Linked DNA regions of Mus musculus: all the other regions are linked to region 1. A link is a loop called in an ENCODE intact Hi-C map of the cell type or tissue named here. Cell type or tissue: left cerebral cortex. All regions are shown on one strand. Each heading gives the region's core, and the rest is flanking DNA. Links, peaks and the distances in the headings are about the cores only.

Region 1 (6,502 bases), core at 1,024-6,023:
TCCTTTCTCTGTGATAACTCCAACTGTGTCAAGTTGACACAAAACTAGCCAGTACAATTGACCCCTTGTCAACTTGACACACAAAAACATCACTAGTAAGCCTCAACCCTTACAATCTTATTCATCCCCAAGATCTAAATAACTTTAAAAGTCCCACAGTCTTTACATATTCTTAAAATTTCAATCTCTTTAAAATATCCATCTCTTTTAAAATTCAAAGTCTTTTTACAATTAAAAGTCTCAACTGTGGGCTCCACTAAAACAGTTTCTTCCTTCAAGAGGGAAAATATCAGGGCACAGTCACAATCAAAAGCAAAAGTCAATCTCCAACCGTCCAATGTCTGGGATCCAACTCACGATCTTCTGGGCTCCTCCAAGGGCTTGGGTCACTTCTCCAGCCAGGCCCTTTGTAGCACACGTGTCATCCTCTAGGATCCAGATACCTGTACTCCACTGCTGCTGCTGCTCTTGGTGGTCATCTCACAGTACTGGCATCTCCAAAACGCTGCATGACCCCTTCAGTCCTGGGCCTTCAATTGCAACTGAGGCTGCACCTTCACCAATGGCCTCTCACAGTGCCGAGCCTCAGCTGCTTTTCATGACCCCTTCATGCCTTCAAAACCAGTACCACCTGGGTGACCCTTACATATTACCAAGTCCTGCTGCAGCAGGAGTACAACCTTGGCCATCTCTGGAACACAGCCTCTTTGTGCTTTCAGAAAACACTTCCCAGAAGATGTCACCTCAATGATGCTGGTCTCTTCTTAATCACCGCTAATTTCTTAGCTCCAGCTAACCAGCATCAATAGTCCCAGTAATGCAAAGTTTTTGCTTTGGTAGTTCTGGTATCTTGTTAATCACAGCTGATTCTTCAGCCCCAGCTAACCAGAACTACAGAATCTTCACAATCAAAACAGCAATGGCCCTGAAAAGAGTCTTTAATTTTCCCTCTGAAATTTCACAAACCAGACCTCCATCTTCTGCAGTGTTCTCAACATTATCTTCCAAGCTCCTACACAACATCTGACAGAACTCTTAACAACAGATGGATCTTCAAGCCCAAAGTTCCAAAGTCCTTCCACAGTCCTCCCCAAAACATGGTCAGGTTGTCACAGGAATACCCCACTCTGCTGGTACCAATTTGTCTTAGTCAGGGTTTCTATTCCTGCACAAACATCATGACCAAGAAGCAAGTTGGGGAGGAAAGGGTTTATTCGGCTTACACTTCCATACTGCTGTTCATCACCAAGGAAGTCAGGACTGGAACTCAAGCAGGTCAGGAAGCAGGAGCTGATGCAGAGGCCATGGAAGGATGTTCTTTACTGGCTTGCCTCACCTGGCTTGCTCAGCCTGCTTTCTTATAGAACCAAGACTACCAGCCCAGAGATGGCACCACCCACAAGGGGCCTTTCCCCCTTGATCACTAATTGAGAAAATGCCTTACAGTTGGATCTCATGAAGGCATTTCCTCAACTGAAGCTCCTTTCTCTGTGATAACTCCAACTGTGTCAAGTTGACACAAAACTAGCCAGTACACCATGCATGTTCTGGGTTACCTCACTCAAGAAGATATTTTCTAGCTCCATCCATTTGCCTGCAAATTTAATGAGGTCTTTGTTTTGGGGAGTAGAGTCATATTACAGTGTGTAAATGTACCACATTTTCTTTATCTATTCCTCAGTTGAGGAACATTTTGTTGTTTCCTATTTGTGACTAATATGAATTAAACTGCTATGAATATAGTTGAGCAAGTGTCCTTGTGGGATGATGGAGCATCTTTTGGATATATGCTCAGGAGTGGTATAACTGGATCTTGAGGTAGAGTTATTCCCAGTTTTCTGAGAAACCACCAAATTGATTTCCAAAGTGGTTGTCCAAGTTTGAATTCTCACCGGTAGTGGAGGAGTGTCCATCTTCTTTTCAAAAATATGAGCAGCTGTGTAAAGATGAGACAGGATGGTGCAGCTGAACATTTGAGATATCAACAAGCGGCTGTGGGTGGGGAAGCAGTCTATCAGTATTTTTGAGATAGAAAGTCAACTCTGGAAGGATGGTGGCTAGAGATAGGAAGGTAAAAGACAAAGTAAATGGGAATCATCTATTCGGAGGAGAAAGGGAAGAGTGGCATTCATAACTTACTTCCCCAACACATTAACACTGGGGCTCATTTACCCTATGCTCTCTTTGTTCAGTCCCTGTTCGTTGGCTTAACCATGATGTGAGAAAACGTGAAAATGGGGATAACTATTGTTTCTGACTGCTCCTCCCTCAGAGGCATTGTAGCCACACACAGTTCAGCATCTATATAACAAATGTTCCACATCTGGAGTCAGTGTGCCAAGTGACCCAAAAGACTGTTGCAGTGTGCTCTCTACCTACCACCAAGATCATCTGACTTTGATTAACACATTCTACATTCTTTTTCCATATTCCACCAGCATAAGAAATGCCTACCCTAGCTCTTCACCAGCAATTCCATAGTGGTGGTGATTTTATCTCTGACATGGGATTGAAAGTGACATTGGTCAGGTGAGTTATCTGAAAATTGGATTAACAGTCCTGGGCTGAATCACTTTACAAGGAAAAACATTGTGTTAGTTGGTGTTCTCTTCAGTTCCTTTTCTTGAATAACTGTGAAATGGCTCCACCATGTGGTTGAACTAATACATATTGTTCATAGAAAACCAACAGCAGCAATAGAAGACACCACCACAGTCAATGCTAAACAAACACTCGTGTTCAGAATGTGCCAACCTACATTTCCTGTACTGGATATTCTGCAACCAAAACATACAGTTCTTCAATCCCCTAACCTATAACCATCATTCATATTTTCTAAGGCTGACCAACTCTTTGGCACATCAGAGTAAACGTAAAGTCAGGCTTGACGACATGGGAGAAGTTGAGGCAGGGGAATTGCAAGGCCAAGAACTGTTTTTCATTTGATGAGACCCTATCTTAAAAATCTGAAAATGTAGCAGTGTAAGGAGCTTGTCATTAGAGTACTTCTCTGCCTTGTGAGGTCCTAGATTTTGGTAGTAAGTGCTATAAAAGAATGAGTAAATAAATACATAAAGTAAGTTAAAAATTCCAATTGTTTTTAATAGAAATGATATAAAATAATAAAGTTTTAGTTGTGTCATTGATGTATAAGAATACTTAGATTCACTGTATAGATTCTAGTTTTTAATAGATTTTCCTAAGTAAATGATCCATAGCTCTTTAAACATATTAAAACCCTGGGGTAATTTTCTCAAGGGAAAAAAAAAAGCTTATAATACATCCTGTGTAGAGGACTGCAGGCAGAGGAGAGTAAGATGCAGCCTTCTTGTGTATCATCCACAGCCCCAATGTGCCTTATACAGGAAAAGAATTGCACCTGTATCTGTAGGATTAAATCACTTCTAAGATCCCTTCAAACTGTAACAAATGTTGAACCTGTTGATCAGAAAACAGTTCATAGTCTGTCAATATTGCAGTCTTGGAAGGAAGGATTCATCACTCCCTTGGATTTACATCTTTAACTGTCAGAAGGCAGGAATCTCTTTACCAAGTGGCAGCATGACCTACCTGGTTTGAACCGATGGTTCTATAAGTAAAAACACAATAATGCTTTTACAGAGGGCTCTAGTTTGTATAACCCAGGAGAAATTTGTTCATTACAGCCTGTAACTCCAATTCTTTGGGATCTGTTGCCCTCTTGTGGATTATGTGGGTACTGCAGTGATATGCCCACCACTGAAACCTCCCCAGGCACATCATTACGAATAAAATAATTGTTTTAAAATATGTGACACATTGGGAGGTGGTGGTGCTTGCCTTTAATTCCAGCACGTGGGAGGCAGAGGCAAGGAAATATATATAAGCTCATGGTCAGCCTGGCCTACAGTACAAGTTCCAGGATTACAAAGGCTCCTCAGAGAAACCCTATCCAAGAAAACACAGAAATAAATAATCCCAGACCACATCAATCAAGAAAGAGAAACACACACACACACACAAGTGTACATACACACAAAAAATTATTTTTAAAAACCCCACTCCTCATTGATATCTCTTAGCACCTCTCAACTCCTCAATAAAAAAACACAAACTAACAGAATGGATTAGAAAATAAGATCCATCCTTTTCTGCCTCAAAAACATCTTAGTATCAAGGATAGATATCAACACCTCAGAATTAAAAAAAATAGGATATCCAAGCAAATAAACATAAGAAGCAAGCTAGCATAGCTATTTTTAATATCTGACAAAATACACTTCAAATCTCAACTATGGAAATATGGAAGGACACCACATATTCATGGAAATTTCTTCAAAATTGACCACATTCTTAGACACAATCAAGTCTCAACAGATAAAAACAACAACAACAAAATCCACCCTGAATTATTACTCTGTGTCCCATCTGACCACCACGGATTAAAGCTGGATTTTATCAGCAATAAAAACACCAGAAACATTAGATTGACCTCGGGGAGTCTTGTGGGAGAGTTGAAAGAAAGATTGAGGGACCTAAAGAGGGCAGGAACTCCACAAGAAAACCAACAGAATCAACTAATCTGGATACTTGGGGGCTCCCAGAGACTGAACCAAAGATCAAGCATGGGCTGGAACTCGGCCCCCGCACATGTGTAGCAGATGAGCAGATTGGTCTTCATGCAACTGGAGCAGGAGCTGTGCCTGAACCTTTTGCCTGCCTGCCTGTTGACTCCCACCCTCACCCCCACCCCCACACACTGCTAAATGGACAGTCTTGTCTGGCCTCAGTTGGAGAGGATGTACCTAATCCCACAGAGACTTGATGTGACAAGAAGAAGAAGGGGGTGGGGTGGGGAATAGGAGAAGGACTTGCATGATGGGCTAATGGGAAGAGAGGAATGGTGATATTTTTATAAAGGGAAGAAATAAATTTATTTTAAAAGCCAATAAATAAGTAATAAGTATTTTTGTCTGTTCAGATAAAGAAGACTAGAGATATTGTATACTAGCAATTTAACAGCACACTTGAAAGCTCTAAAACAAAACGTATGAACCCAGAATGAGTAGACAACAGGAATTAATCAGATATTTTATCTATCATTTTTATTTTATTTTATTTAGATATTTTTCTTTTTTATCTTTTGCCCTACAGGTCGTTTGCATATATAAATGAATTCCAGTTTAGTATTTCTAGGGGATTCCTGAGTGAGGGAATGAGTGGGTCTCTGATTCTTGTGCCTTCTCTTTGGCAATTTCCCTTCTGTTTGTTTGTTTGTTTCTCTTCCAGCATATTAAATATTATATTTTTATATTTGTATCCCTTAGATACCTGTCTGTTTTGTAATAAATCTAGATGGGAGGGCTGATGGGAAGAAACTGGGAGGAATGGAGGTGAAACCATAGTCAGGATACATTATATAAGAGAAAATTATGTTTTTTCAATAAAAGGAAAAATTTTGAAATGTGACACATACAAAAAAAAAAACAATCTTTCCTGAAAATGATTATTTCTGTCGAAAGAGGTAAGGGAAATAGAGAAATAGTGATTTGTCAGAAACAACAAAACAAAGGCTTCATTTTATTCTTAAGTTGACTTTTTCAGCACTTGACTTATCATTTTAAAAGATGTACTAATATCCTCAAGCTTTGAATTCAACTACTCCCTGTGGCAGAGTGTTTTCTGTTACTATAACTTAATATTGTACACTGGGAAATTTATAACAAGTTGAGATTATATTGAGCCCATGTTTCTACTTGCTATGAATTCATTTTGAAAGCTGTGAATTCCAAGACCATGGAAAGCACATCTCTTAAGAGCCTCACTTCTTCTTTGCAACATGGATTTGGAATATTTTGCTCTAGATTTAAAAAATAATACTCTTTTTCTATTTTTTAATAACATGTAGTGTAAAATGTCTCTGTGTGTGATGTGTGTGTCTATCTGTGTGTGTGTCTACATGTGAACAGACAAGCATGAATATAGATGTCCAAAGACACCAGAGACATCTTTGAACATGTAGCGCAGATCCCCTGAAATAGCAACAAGGACTCTCAACCTCTGAGCTGTACTCCAATTTCCCATAACTACATATTTTTACCTATAAAGCCAAAACAACTGAGAAATACTACTGTGTTTTGAATTGCCCCATAGTTTCATATATCTTAATTCTTGGTCTGCAGTTGGTGGAACTGTTGGGGAAGGAATGGGAAGTGTAGCCTTGTGGGAGGACATGGAGGTATATCACTAGAAGTAGGCTTTGTAATTATTTTTTCTTTTTTTCTTGGATATTTTCTTTATTTACATTTCAAATGTTTTCCCGTTTCCAGGTCTCCCCTTCAGAATTTCCTATCCCACACCCCTCCCTCTGCCTCTATGAGGGTGTGCACCCATCCACCCACTCTTGCCTCCCTGCCCTGGCATTCCCTACACTGGGGCACTGAACACCCTCGGGCCCAAGGACCTCTCCTCTCATTGATGTCTAACAAGGCTATTCTTTGCCACATATGTGGCCAGTGCCACG
Region 2 (6,502 bases), core at 752-5,751, 160 kb before region 1:
CAGCTCCTTGGGTACTTTCTCTAGCTCCTCCATTGGGGGCCCTGTGATCCATCCAATAGCTGACTGTGAGCATCCACTTCTGTGTTTGCCAGGCCCCGCATAGTCTCACAAGAGGCAGCCATATCTGGGTCCTTTCAGCAAAATCTTGCGAGTATATACAATGGTGTCAGCATTTGGAAGCTGATTATGGGATGGATCCCTGGATATGGCAGTCTCTAGATGCTGTTAATACTTTAAGCTGTAGTTAACATAGTATCAATTCATATATTAAAAACGAATACAAATGTACCACATTAAATGATTAACAAGTTTACACCAATGGATGATGTATACAGTACAAGAGAAAAATACATCACTTTAAAATTAGTAAGCATTATTTTACTTCTTTTAGCATTAAAGAAAAGTTGAATGGGAAGTATGGAATTTTATGATTTGATTTTTCATCCCTCAACCTCCCCCATTAACTAACATGCCATACTAGGAATAAATGTAGTACATTTTCAAAACGACTTTGGATCATGAGAACTGAGTCCGTGGTTCAGGTGTAGGTGCACACTTTATGTTGTCACTTTAGGGATGTTGACTGATGTGTAACGGCACATGTTCACAGGTAAATTGTCAACAGCATTAGCTCCACTGCCATAAGCCATCCTCGGTCCCTTCATTCGCCTCTTTCCCCTCATTTTCTATTTCATTTTAAATATTTATGTATCATGTTTTTCTTTCTAGTGTAATTTTGCCTTTTTGGCAAAGTTAGTATTCATCATCTTGCTCACTTTCTGTTATCTATTTATTTTACTTTTAGTGTTCATACTTAAGCATATCTCTACTGCTTTTTCTCTAAAATAGTATTAATATTATTTTGTACATTTTATGTGCTTGCCAATCATTAATAATCAATAGTCTATGTTATCTGTAGATTATAGCTAATAGTCTAGAATTATCCATAGTATCTAACTCAGTCTTTACATCATTATAAAGTGGGCAAAATAATTAATCACAAAGAAAAAAAAGTTTTTGTGCAAATTGTGCCGATAATATTAAATGGAGCTAGCATTTTTTGAAATTAGGTAGATTCAGTTTGGGCAAAATTTGGTATGTTTTTGTATACTTTTTTTTCAATTCCTCTAAAACTTTAGTTTTAGAAACTGAAACTATATAATGACTTAGCGATACTAAGAGAGGCATCAAGAGAAAAAACTATGAATAATTTAGTAATCCTTCTATGGACTTTCTAGAATCCATCTCAGTTCCTCAACCCTGCCAGCCCCCATCGGATATTTTTATTTATTTACATTTCAAATGTTATCCCCTTTCCCGGTTTCCCACTATCCCATCTTCCCTCTCCCTGCTTCTATGAGGGTATTCACCCACCTTCTACTTATTCCTGTCACCGTGCCCTGGCATTCCCCTATACTGGGGCAGCAAACCTTCAAGGGCCTCTAATCCCATTGAAGCCGGACAAGGCCATCCTCTACTACATATGCAGCTGGAGACATGGGTCCCTCCGTGTGTACTGCTTGGTTGGTGGTTTAGTTCCTGGAAGCTCTAGGAGGTCTAGTTAGTTGATATTGTTGTTCTTCCGATGGGTTGCAAACCCCTTCAGGTTCTTTAGTCCTTTCTCTAACTCCTCCATTGGGAACCTTACGTTCAGCGTGGCCAATCATTGGTTGGCTGCAAGCATCCATCTCTATATTTGTCAGGCTCTGGCAGAGCCTCTCAGGAGACAGCTATATCAGGCTTGTCAGCAAGCACTTCTTAGCATCTGCAATAATGTCTGGGTTTGGTGTCTGCATATGGGATGGATCCCCATAATAGGATAATTTAGAAAGATTACTTGTAGATTATTATTTTTGAACAATGCTTTCTCATGTCACAGAATCAAATGAGATTCCATTGCTCACAGGACAAATCAAATTAAGACTAAAGTGAATATCAAGAAATGTCCAGAGCACACAGAGTAAGTTAGCATGGCATAATTTTGAAAACTGGTGTGTTGATAGAAATACCTGTATATTGAAAAATATTTATCCCCTCTTCCATTTGCAATTCATATCACAATCATTCAGAAATTAAAATGTAATTTAAATTAAACTGTGTTAATCATAACACTAAAATTCATCAAAAATTAATTAAGCTAGATATATTAATAACATTTAATCTTATGAAAGAATTTTATTTATCCATTAAAAATAACATGTAAAAGAGAAAAAATGACTATAAATTCAAAAAATGGTGAATGTGGAGGCAGGCAAGGTAAAGAAGAGATGAGATAATTAAATTAGCATCTCAAAGAATTATTAAAAATATGCAAATAATTCAAGCTAGAAATATCTCACACAGTCCTGGGACAACAAGAAGGGAAAGCTGTGTGATTTGGCAGCAACTACAAGCTGATGAGAACATCACAATGGCTGCCTGAGCTTAGGAGCGTAATTTCACATGCAGGTTTATAAATCTGTAAAGATTTTATAATGATTATTTATGATCAATTCCGACTCCGACATTCTAATGTATTATACTGCATTTGTCCATTACCACTTCCCGGAAAGCACAATTTTATTTCATACTTCTGTACATTTGACAACAATATTCTTTTATTTTTTGAGATTATAATATAAATAATTTCTCCCTTCTTTTTCTCTCTCAAAACCCTTCCATGTAACTCTTCTTGCTCTCTTTTGAATTCATGGCCTTTTTTTTTTTTTTAAATCCGTGTTGCACACACACGCATGCACACAAACACTTATTCCTAATTGCATAAATATGCCCTAAAATGTACTTGTATGTATGCTTTCATAGCTGACCTTTTGTACTGGGTAGCCTTACATAAACATCTACAGGTAATAAAGGAATACTGAGTGCATTATATTCTTTACAGCAAAGTAGGGTCTCCTACTAAGACAACTTGAACCATACTGCCCTCTATGGGATGTTGGCTGATTTACAGCGTTTCTATTTTTCTTTTTCCTCCCTCTTCTATTCCCTTTCTCTTCTCACATTCTCTCCCCTCCTCTGTACATTTGTTCTTAAAGACCTAGTCACAGATTGAAGAAAGAGGTAACATGAGCAAAACATATGTGTACTCGTGGAATTTAACATAGACTACAAATGCAAGACCAAAGCAAAGCTTGAAGTTTGAACACATGCACAAAGACACTGGTTTGGATAAAATTTGGATAAAATTTGTTCTACAAATCATAGACTGATATGTTGACACGGATTTTTGAGGAAGTAAACAAAAGGAAAGACCACTAACGGCAGGTGATTTGATGCTCAGCGTTCAAAGGCTACATGTTCTTGTGCCCCTATTTGGCCTTCCCTCTGGGAGATTTATGTAGAGATAATTTAATGACAGAGATGACGCATTAGTGAAACCACTGTGGGTTTTGTCTTAGTAACAGAGACCCTCTGAGCAGAGCTCACTCACTCTTTATCTCTCTCTTTCATGGTTTTTCTTTAAATTTAAATACGATTACACAATTTCACTATCCCTTCAGCCTATCCTGTACCCCTCTTCTCAAATGCATGGCCTCTGACTTCCACTATATTGTTGTTACATAGATATTTAATATAAAGATGAAGAAACAATCTTCTTAGTCTTTACAATGTTGCTTGTATATATCTGAGTTAATATAGAACACTTGGCATTGGATAACTAACTGGGCAGCTCTTGCTTGGAAAAGACTATTTCTCCTCCCAGAATTCCTTAGTGGCCTGTAGCTCTTTGACTAGAGTTAGAGTCCTGTGTGTGACATTACCTTCCATGGTATCATTTCTGTTTGTGTCATCCATATTCAGGTCCTGTTTATAGCTCTTTCTTTAACAAGTTTTCAGGATTTTTAACGCAATGATCTCTCACTTCACAGATAGACTGACTCGGTGGGGTTCCAGGTTATATAATTTCTGCTCACTCCTTTCTAGGTCTTCCTGGGTAATGCCCACTTATTCTTTGTCTTCTTCTTTGTCTTCTGCTTCCTCCTCTTCCTCTTTTTCTTGTTCTTCTTTTTCCATCTTCCTTTTCCTTCAGAGTTTCCTCAAGTCAGGTAGATTCAGACCTGTTTGTTACAGTACCTAAGGGTTCTTTGCAATCAACATGACATTTACCCCCTTTCTATTCATAACCTAGATTTTTGGTATATACTGAATACACCACAGAACACATAATTTCATCTATCTGTGTGTTAAGTTGAAGGATGCAGAATGGAGGGAGAATTATAAATTGGATGAAAGCTTGGTCTTAAAACAAAATCATCTCCTGTTAGAAGCAAGCATGTGGGCTACTAAGTTCTCCTGTGCCTTGACTTCTTCATCTCTAAAATCCTTTATTCCCACACGCTTTCTGTTTTGAAGACTAAAAGAAATACTATTTCTAAAGATTCTTAGGCATACTTAACAAGCCTTCATACATTATGTGAAAATAATTAAATATTTAATGAAAAGTCAAATTGAACTACCTTACATTAAAACTGTTAAAACCTTATTAATTATTTTGAAATAAGCAAGACCACATTTTCACTTATACTCTGTGTTGCCTTTATAATCTCATTAGGATGTTTTGATATTGGGCAATACAATTTTAAAGTGGTTCAAAGAATATTTTCTTCATATCACTTATTGTCCTGTATTTAATTTGTTTAGCTGTTTCAAAATCACAGTTTTCTTTCTCGGAAGTTCTTATTGTTTTATCTCATAAATTGGAATTTCTTCCTATGTATGTCTTCAGAGGCCCCTAAAACAATATAGGCAATTGTCACTGCCATTGGGTGCTAAGCAAAAATATTGGGTGAATACAATAGTGAGGTACAGTATGACATATTTATATAAAATTAGTATATCCTAATAAAAATATAACAAAATCTGTCAAAGAGGAAAGTGTACTGATGATCCAAATTGTCTGCAAGGAACCTATCACTGTGATACTAAGATGCATAACTAGACTGAGATTTAAGATGCTAATAAGATACATGATGTATGAAGTCATATGTAAAATAATGCATAACATGTAGAGCTTGTATATAAAAAGCTATGATGTAAATGAGGCAGACACAATATTTCTATGCTTTACCTAGTAGTGTGGTTGAGCTGCCTGTCTTTCTCCCTGCTCTAGCCCACTTCCTTTCTTGGAAGTGGATCTTTAATAATTTTCTTATATTGCTTAGAAAAATTCCCCATACATTTAGTAACTGTGTACCAACTTTCTGTTTCCCGAAACAGAGGTTAAGATTTATCTTTGTCAACAGAGTCAAATTGTTCCAGTATGCTTCATGATAATTATCTGTAGCCTGCTGCCATGTCCCCGTGCATATTAGTTATGTGATCATATTCTGAATAAGTCTTTTGGATGTTTTATTCCGTTCTCTTCTTGTATTCTACAGTATCACATGTCATGATTACTGTATTGCTAGAGGTATACACTCTAACCACTTTTCCAGGCAGGTTCATTTTCAATTTATTAATTTCACTGTCAATTTTTGCTAAAACTTTTCTGAGGTTTGTTTAGGAACAAAATTAAATTTATATATTGCGTTTTCAAAAAATAAATCAGTGTGTAAAAACTGGGTCTCATAATCGTGGCTACAATGTATCAAGTTAAGAATTATTAATGAAGCAGGTCACCATGAAGATTGCCCTAGTATTTTCTTACCACTTTGACCCAAATACCTGATTGAACATGTAATGGTGGAAAGTTTTATTTATTAACACATCTTCAGAGAATTCATCTTATGGTCATATGTTCCCCAAGCTTGGACAGAACATCATGACTAAGGATATTATGACAGGAAAGGGCTGTTCAGCACAATGATAGAAACAGAGATAAAAGTAAGACAGGAAGGAGCCAGAGGGACAATCCCAAGAGGACTTGATCTCACTGACTTACTTTCATCCAAGTAGAAACCAAACCCTAAAGTTTCCAGAATTCCCTAAAATATTAGCCTAAGCTTTAAGAAAAGAGTCCTAGGAGGTGTTCCATATTTAAATCAGAATCTAATGGGTTGGGGATGTTACATGTAAAGCTATATGACAAGGTATGGGAAGACATTTGAAGTGACATATTTTAGGAGAAAGCTGAAGAGCTTACTTGATAAGTTTAGTTTTCTCTGTAAAGTAGAAGATAGTGCAACCACTGATAGATAAACGTAGCTGTGTGAACAGCTAGGGAGGTCAAAAACTGGCACAAAGGGAAGAAAAAGGGACTTTATCATCCGTCAAAACAATAAGATACAAATGCATGGAACTAAGTTTTATCACGTTGAGGCAGACAAACGTAAGACAAGTGTTAGGATGGGTTTGTGTTGGAGGATTTTCCTCAGAAGAATGAAATTCCCAACTCAGAAGATATCAGGACAGGTGGCTATCCATGGGAGGCCTCCCCTTCCTTCTCTGAGGAGAAGAGGATGAGAGGTGGGGGAGGGGATGTGAGAGGAAGGGACCAGCAGGAGAGGACAGAGGGGATCTGGATGTAAAATAAATAACCTTAATTAGGTCTCTCTCTCTCTCT
Region 3 (6,502 bases), core at 457-5,456, 910 kb before region 1:
GTCCCCATCAACATAGTTTCCAAGACTAAGCTCTTTTCCTCCTTCCAGTCTTCTGGCTAGCAGTCAAGTTGGTCTTCAAGTCTTGGTCTTCAAGTCTATTTGCCTCCGTGTCTGCCATCATCTTCTTACTCCAAACTGTCTTTTGCCTATTAAAAAAATTTTCTAACTAGCTTGCTAATTTCAAATTTATTAGAGGTTAAATAAACCAGCCAGTCTTTGAAAATTAAGCTATTCTTGCCATTTCCTCTCTAAATATGTTACCATAAAATAATGTGCTGAATCTGGATTCTCCCTACTGCCCACACCAAAACTACCCACCCCAAGTTAGTTACATGTTCAATAGCCATATATCTGCCTGTGAGGGTGTCAAGCATTTTCTCACTTTGAGTGCATTTGTATACCTGCAATGTCTTCCCATTACTTAGCTTTCTCTCTTCCTTTACCTCTTCCAAGTCTCTAATTACTTTTACATCTTTACCACAACCTCTCCTGGTCCCTTTGGACACATTGGTGTCCTCCCATGGATTTCTATACTATTTCTGCGTGTATTTCAGGCCAAAATCATTGCTTACCATTATTATGTATTGATTATCTTCCCAAACCACACTGTAATGTCAGTAGGTTCTTGCTTAATTTGTTCACTTCTGCACTGTAAATTATTAGATTCTCTGATGTGCAAATAAACAAGCAATAAAGAAACATGGAAAAATCCAAGTTCCATTTAATGAGCACTAGTCCTTGCCAAGCATGTCCTAAATTATTAGTATGCATTAATTCATTTATTTTACATAAGTTACATGAGCAATTCTATTTTATATATTGGAACATAGGATTAAAAAGCTTATATACTTGCCTGTGTTGTGCAGTTTGGAAATAAAAAAAACCTAATAAACGAAAAACAAAGAATATTTTTTAAAGTCCTGATATTTCTGGCCTCAGAATCTATGCTTTTAATTGTCTCCAAGCATGCTCATCAAGTCATTATTTGCAATTATTTCCACTGTCTGTGTTATTGATATTATGGAGGGTCTTTTACCTCACCTAAGGAACGTGTGCTGTCCCCAGGTGTCCCCAAGGATGAGCACTCTCCTGTCATCCAGCTGTACCCTATTGGGTCTAGTGTCAGTCTGGAGACATTTCTTTTGACTTGCAGGGTACCATGAGCTACAACATCGGCAAGTCTGCCTTAGTCATGGAGCTGGGTGGTGAGAATATTAATCACCACCTGCTACTGTGTCCCCTAAGCTGATTTTCAGAAAATTATGTTCATCTAAAACAGTTTATTTTTTATTTACCAAAGTATAGTACCTGGCTAGTTGCACTGTTTTCAAAAGCCACTGTTTCTTCTTGTGGTTTCAATCTCTCTAATACCCATGCAATACAAGCTGCAAACATGTGCCACCTTATCTAGGAAATTGATTTCGTATCCCAATAAAGTCTAGGTCAAAAAAGAGGCATGTGTGGGTTTCTAAATACAAGAAATCTTTTGAGGTAGAAGTATCCTATGTAATAATATGCTGGGCCAAGTGTGGGTTACTATAGCATGGACTGCCACACCCAACTGTGCATGCAAACTGGGTTCACACCACATAGTGCTTGAGTGGTGGAGCAGGCAAGTATCCCAGATCATCAGTTCCTGCTTCACAAGTTTCATATTCTGTGATGAAAACCGAGCTTACATCAAGTACCATGCATATTGTATTTCTTCTCTCCTGGATTTTAATCTGTTCACAGAGTATAGCTTATGTTTCATTGACTGATGCTCATTTCTAGGAACATCTAGCAATTTTAAACTGTGCTTCAACTTTTCAAAATCCCTTTCTTTGTCGGGTTATTTATTCACCTATTAACAAGTTTTCAATAAAATTTGTTCACTCCCAAATAATTATTTGGGTTTTACCATGGTCATTGCTTGAGTATTGTTGGCACAGGTATTTTTTTCCAGAAAATTGGTATGTAAGTTGTAGTTCTTGTTCCATTAAAAATGTGCAAGAACAAAAATAAATGTGTCAATAAGTAGTGTATCGGTCTAGTCTATCTCTATTCTAGATAAGAACTCAGTAATTGTCAAATGTAAATAGTAAGAGGATCATAAAAAGGTTAAAGAGAAATGTTTTAATAGTTATTCCACTAATGTAAAATCAGGGAAACACAACCGGAGAGATGCCACATATGAGCCTACTGTATATTCCTTTCTACCTTTCAGAGCCAGAAGTATGAGGAAGACATTCCAGACATTCTCTCATAGTTAAACGAGAGCTCCTCCCCTCCCCTCTCCTCTCCTCTCCTCTCCTCTCCTCTCCTCTCCTCTCCTCTCCTCTCCTCTCCTCTCCTCTCCTCTCCTCTCCTGTCTCCTGTCCTCTTTTCTCCCTCTCTCCCCATCTTTCTTTCCTCTCCTCACCTGTTTTTGACAGGTCTCCGTGAATAGATAGAAATGCTTATTTAGATGGTTATCTAATAAAAATTCCTCTATACAATCTATAATCTATAGAGATATTATGTTTGTGGTTACTGGTAATGGATTCCAATAAAATTTACTTTTATATGATCTCTAGTCTGTGTTGTCTTAATAAATTAAAAAGTGACCACGTGTTAACAATACAAAGTGCTTTAATGCAGCTAAAACCAACAGAAATGTATAGATTCTCACATCTCAAACTTGGTAGTTCATTCCCACATTCAGAACAGAGTGAGCTAAGTTTGTTTGGAAGAATGTGACTTCCGGGCTTGCCTCAGCCTGCATCTACACTGCTGTGCTCTGAAGTGCTTGTCACTGCGAATCATAAAGTTTCTGCCAGCAGGTGGAGCCATGGGAACACAATTAGAAGCATACATTGTGTTCCTTCTTCAACCTTAAACCCAGAACAATATATTCCCACTCTCCCTTGCTCCTCCCTCTCTCCTTCTTCCCTCCTTCTGTCTCTCCCACCCTTTCTTCACCTTCCTTCCTTCCTTCCTTCCTTCCTTCCTTCCTTCCTTCCTTCCTTCCTTCCTTCCACCCTCCCTCTCTCTCTCTCTCTCTCTCTCTCTCTCTCTCTGTCTGTTTCTTTCTTCTCTTCCTTCCGTTTCTTCTTTCTTCCTTTTATCCTCCCCCTCTTGTTCCATTTGAACATCTTTCTTCCTTTCCTCTTTGTTTCCTTCTCCATTTGTGGCATTGTTCTCTCTTTATTAAAAGGGAAACTTGTAGAAACATACTATTTTTTAAACATCAAGTTGCCAAAATGAGATTCTTATATTAACCTAACAGTATCTTGGGTGCTGTAGTCTGTTCTGCCTAGGTTCCTAGCAGCAAAACTTTAGGGATTTCAGAAACAAAACAAATCAACAACAACAAAAACCCAGAAAGTTTCTTTCTCAGCTTAGGAGCTCTATGTAGAACAAGTCCCCAGAGGAATTTTCTTTCTTTTGTTCTACAAAACAAGTCTGTTGCTTCCTACCCATGGAAAGAGATAATTAATATGCCAACTATCATAGCTCTGTCCATTTACAAAGATAACTATTTTTCTGTGAAAAGGAAAAATACACAGATTTGGCCCTAGTGTGGTGATTATGATAATGATGGCTCAATAAATATTTCTTAACTATCTTCAAGTTACCAGCAACCATGGTTAAAATGTTATCTCTGATAACTTTTCATTCTTGCGGTTTCTAAAAGGCCTGCAGCATTATAGAAAGCTGAAACTACCAGAGTGGATGGGGAAAACAAACAGCAAAACAAAGCAAAATGAGGAGGGAAGGCAAGAGGGAGAAGCAAAGAAAAGGCAAGGAAATTGGTACCTATAAGGTGAGAGTATAACAGAAATAAACCCCACAGTAAGTCTAAGAGGGGAAGTTAGAATATGCTCTTACCACAGTTTCTACCTACAAGTTATTGGCCAAGCATATCCTAGGGGCAACTGAAATGCCACAGGTTACCACAGTTGCTGTTGGTTATTCACCACAAATAGATTGCAAGAGTTATTCTGTTTCTGTAGACACTACACACTCTGATGCAGGACACACAGAAGTCAATAGTGAGTTGACTGGGAAACTCTTGCTTCTGAAAGATGCTACTCAGGCTACTGAGAGGGAAAAGACATCAATGGTATTATCCTGTACTAGATGCTGCATGTGACAATTACTGACCTGCCAGGCAAGATGTGTTCACTGTTGTGGTAGAATCAAGACTGTGAGCATTACCAACACTATCTGAGTTGGATTTAAGAACTGTTCCACACTAAATAATGCATGTCTCAAACTGGAAACATGGTCCAAACCTATGGCTAGTCATAGGCTCTAGGGGAGAACATATTGATACCATTTTTCTAAATGAATACATTGTAGAGATGCCTGCTAAGTGATTATGTTTATGTCCATGTATTTGTGAGTTCCTGACTTAGGCCAGAAATCTTGCTATAGTGAGTAATGTTTCATACAGAACATTACTGGGCATTCTCTTAATAATAAGTGATTCTGAGTGTTCAGTCTTAGATGTGTCATCTACATCAATTCCCTATCAGACAAGGCCCAGTGAAGAATGTAGGAGCCAGAGGATGGGAGAGGAGTGCTGTGAAATGCTGTTGTCTGGATATGATATTTCCTTTGCATACATGATCACAGAGCATCTGTGGTTACCTACACAAAGCCTGCATAATATTAATCTGGTTATAAATTCCAACATGTAGTGAGAAGAGAATCCTAAGTCACCAGCCAGCTGAGGAGCCATTGGAAATTGGTTGTGGCTAACAGTCACTTTTCATTAGCCACTTGTAGGTTCCTTATGATCAAATGGCTGACCCCACAGAAGTGTGCACATAAGCAACAGTAACTAAACTCAATTGGTTAGAATAAGTAAATAAAGGAGGACATTAAGTTGGGAGGCAGATGTGACAGAGAATCCTGGGGGAATTGGATGGAAAGTAAGAAGTAAATGTGTTCAATATACATTTTATATATAAAATTTTTTTCAAGGAACTGATCTTTTATCAAAGAAACTGGCCTTTTTTATTTCAGCCATTGCAGAGAAGACAGAACCTTTCAGATCCTTAAGAATAAGAAAGAAATATTTCTGAATTGACATTCTGACAGCTCATATGGCAAAACATATTGTATGTGATTGTGTGCCAAATTATTACTGAAACAAAAGCATTTTTTTTCTGTTTTTGAAGAACTTTAAAATAAAGATGGAACAAAGCTCATTTGAATGACATGAGAGCCCCATAGACAGTCACTGGAAATGTAAGTCACACACATTAGTTCACAAGTGAGGTTGCCCTGGAATGGACTCAACCCACAGGACTCCATTGCCAGTCTTTGCAGAAGAAAGGGAGTTAGTGACATACAGGATCAACATGAAAGGATGACAGTAGGAAGGATGACAGTTTGTGCAGAAAACCTTGTGACTTTTTAGCTACTCCGCCATGCCAAGGAATGGGATTGTATAGATAGATCTGTAGGCTTAAGTTTTTCAAAACCTACTTTAGTAAGGCTTCTTAAATGCTTTAACTTCCTTTCTAAGGAACCATCTACCAAAGGTAGTGGAAAGGAAAAGTTAATAGGGCAAAGGGAGATGTGGAACTGTTTAGAAATCATATTTTGGAGGGTAATTCCAAGTTTTGTTGTCAGAATATCAGCAGTTCAATTCACATGAATCAGCAGCAGTAGCTTGATCCACTCACAATAACCATTCATGAATAACCATTCATGAATAACCATTCATGAATAAACCACAGCAGTTCATTCCAGAAGAAAACTTGAGGCTGTGACAATTGACCAGAGTCTAAGGAAGTGGAGAGAAACTACCACAATAGCATGAGAAGTTCTTTGGCGCACTTCTCTCTACAAAGTAATGACTAACGATGATCAGCAAAAAGGGCAAGGCAAACCAATGCCACAGGATCATCAGGGAACAAGTGTCAACAATGCCCAACAAAGACCACCAAACAAAGAGTGCCAAGGTGAACAAATGCCAGAGCATCATCCACTGTCTGTTGAGTTACACTTAGACCCTTCTCAAACATCATGTGTCTGCTCTAGCAAAACATGACATGCCCCTTTTTCCAGGAAGCTTCCAGAAAAACACCACATGTCTGTTCTCAGCAAAACATCCTCTCACTTGTCTTCTTCAGCAAAACATCCTCTCAGGTGCCTGCTTCAGCAAAGCAAACATCCTCTCATAAGAAAGTTTCTAGAAAAATACCATATGACACAACTGAGTCTCCAAAGAAACCAGAAATTTCCACCTCATAGATCTGTTTTGTCAATTTTGGGGAAGGCCATTTTTAGCTTTACAGAAACTATTTATTGGGAAAGAATGATATAAAATGTTTTGAAAGTAGTAAAAGAAAGAAGCAAATAGGCTGATTACAGGTCTTCATTTCTCCCTCCTCTCCTCCAAATCTTATCTCCCAGTCTCATCCTCAGCTCTGTAGCAGATTGCCTGCTGTGGCCTCCCCTCCTTCCCTGTACCCATCTCCAGTGTATCACATGGATATTCCCCTCCAACCTTATTTACCCCATCTAA

Evidence for each region. Peaks named below come from ENCODE experiments on the same cell type or tissue, not always from the same donor. Only the 100,000 strongest peaks of a DNase experiment are listed, where the experiment ranks them.
Region 2: it touches region 1 in a loop (2.3-fold over the local background); 14 of 42 quality-filtered maps call a loop at or near these places.
Region 3: it touches region 1 in a loop (12-fold over the local background); 23 of 42 quality-filtered maps call a loop at or near these places.

The regions. Positions count from the first base shown.
Region 1 is chr16:27,136,555-27,143,056 of GRCm38, forward strand. No RefSeq gene overlaps it. Among named protein-coding and RNA genes, the nearest start is that of Gmnc, 150 kb to the left of the region's middle. In left cerebral cortex, for the core only: CTCF peaks have their summits at 2,652 (motif pointing left) and 3,700 (motif pointing left); DNase peaks (open chromatin) are centred at 2,652 and 3,699.
Region 2 is chr16:26,979,386-26,985,887 of GRCm38, forward strand. All of the region lies in intron 2 of Gmnc (geminin coiled-coil domain containing), which reads right to left. Among named protein-coding and RNA genes, the nearest start is that of Gmnc, 9.0 kb to the right of the region's middle. In left cerebral cortex, for the core only: a CTCF peak has its summit at 2,926; a DNase peak (open chromatin) is centred at 2,936.
Region 3 is chr16:26,231,533-26,238,034 of GRCm38, forward strand. No RefSeq gene overlaps it. Among named protein-coding and RNA genes, the nearest start is that of Gm41436, 17 kb to the right of the region's middle. In left cerebral cortex, for the core only: a CTCF peak has its summit at 2,794 (motif pointing right); a DNase peak (open chromatin) is centred at 2,795.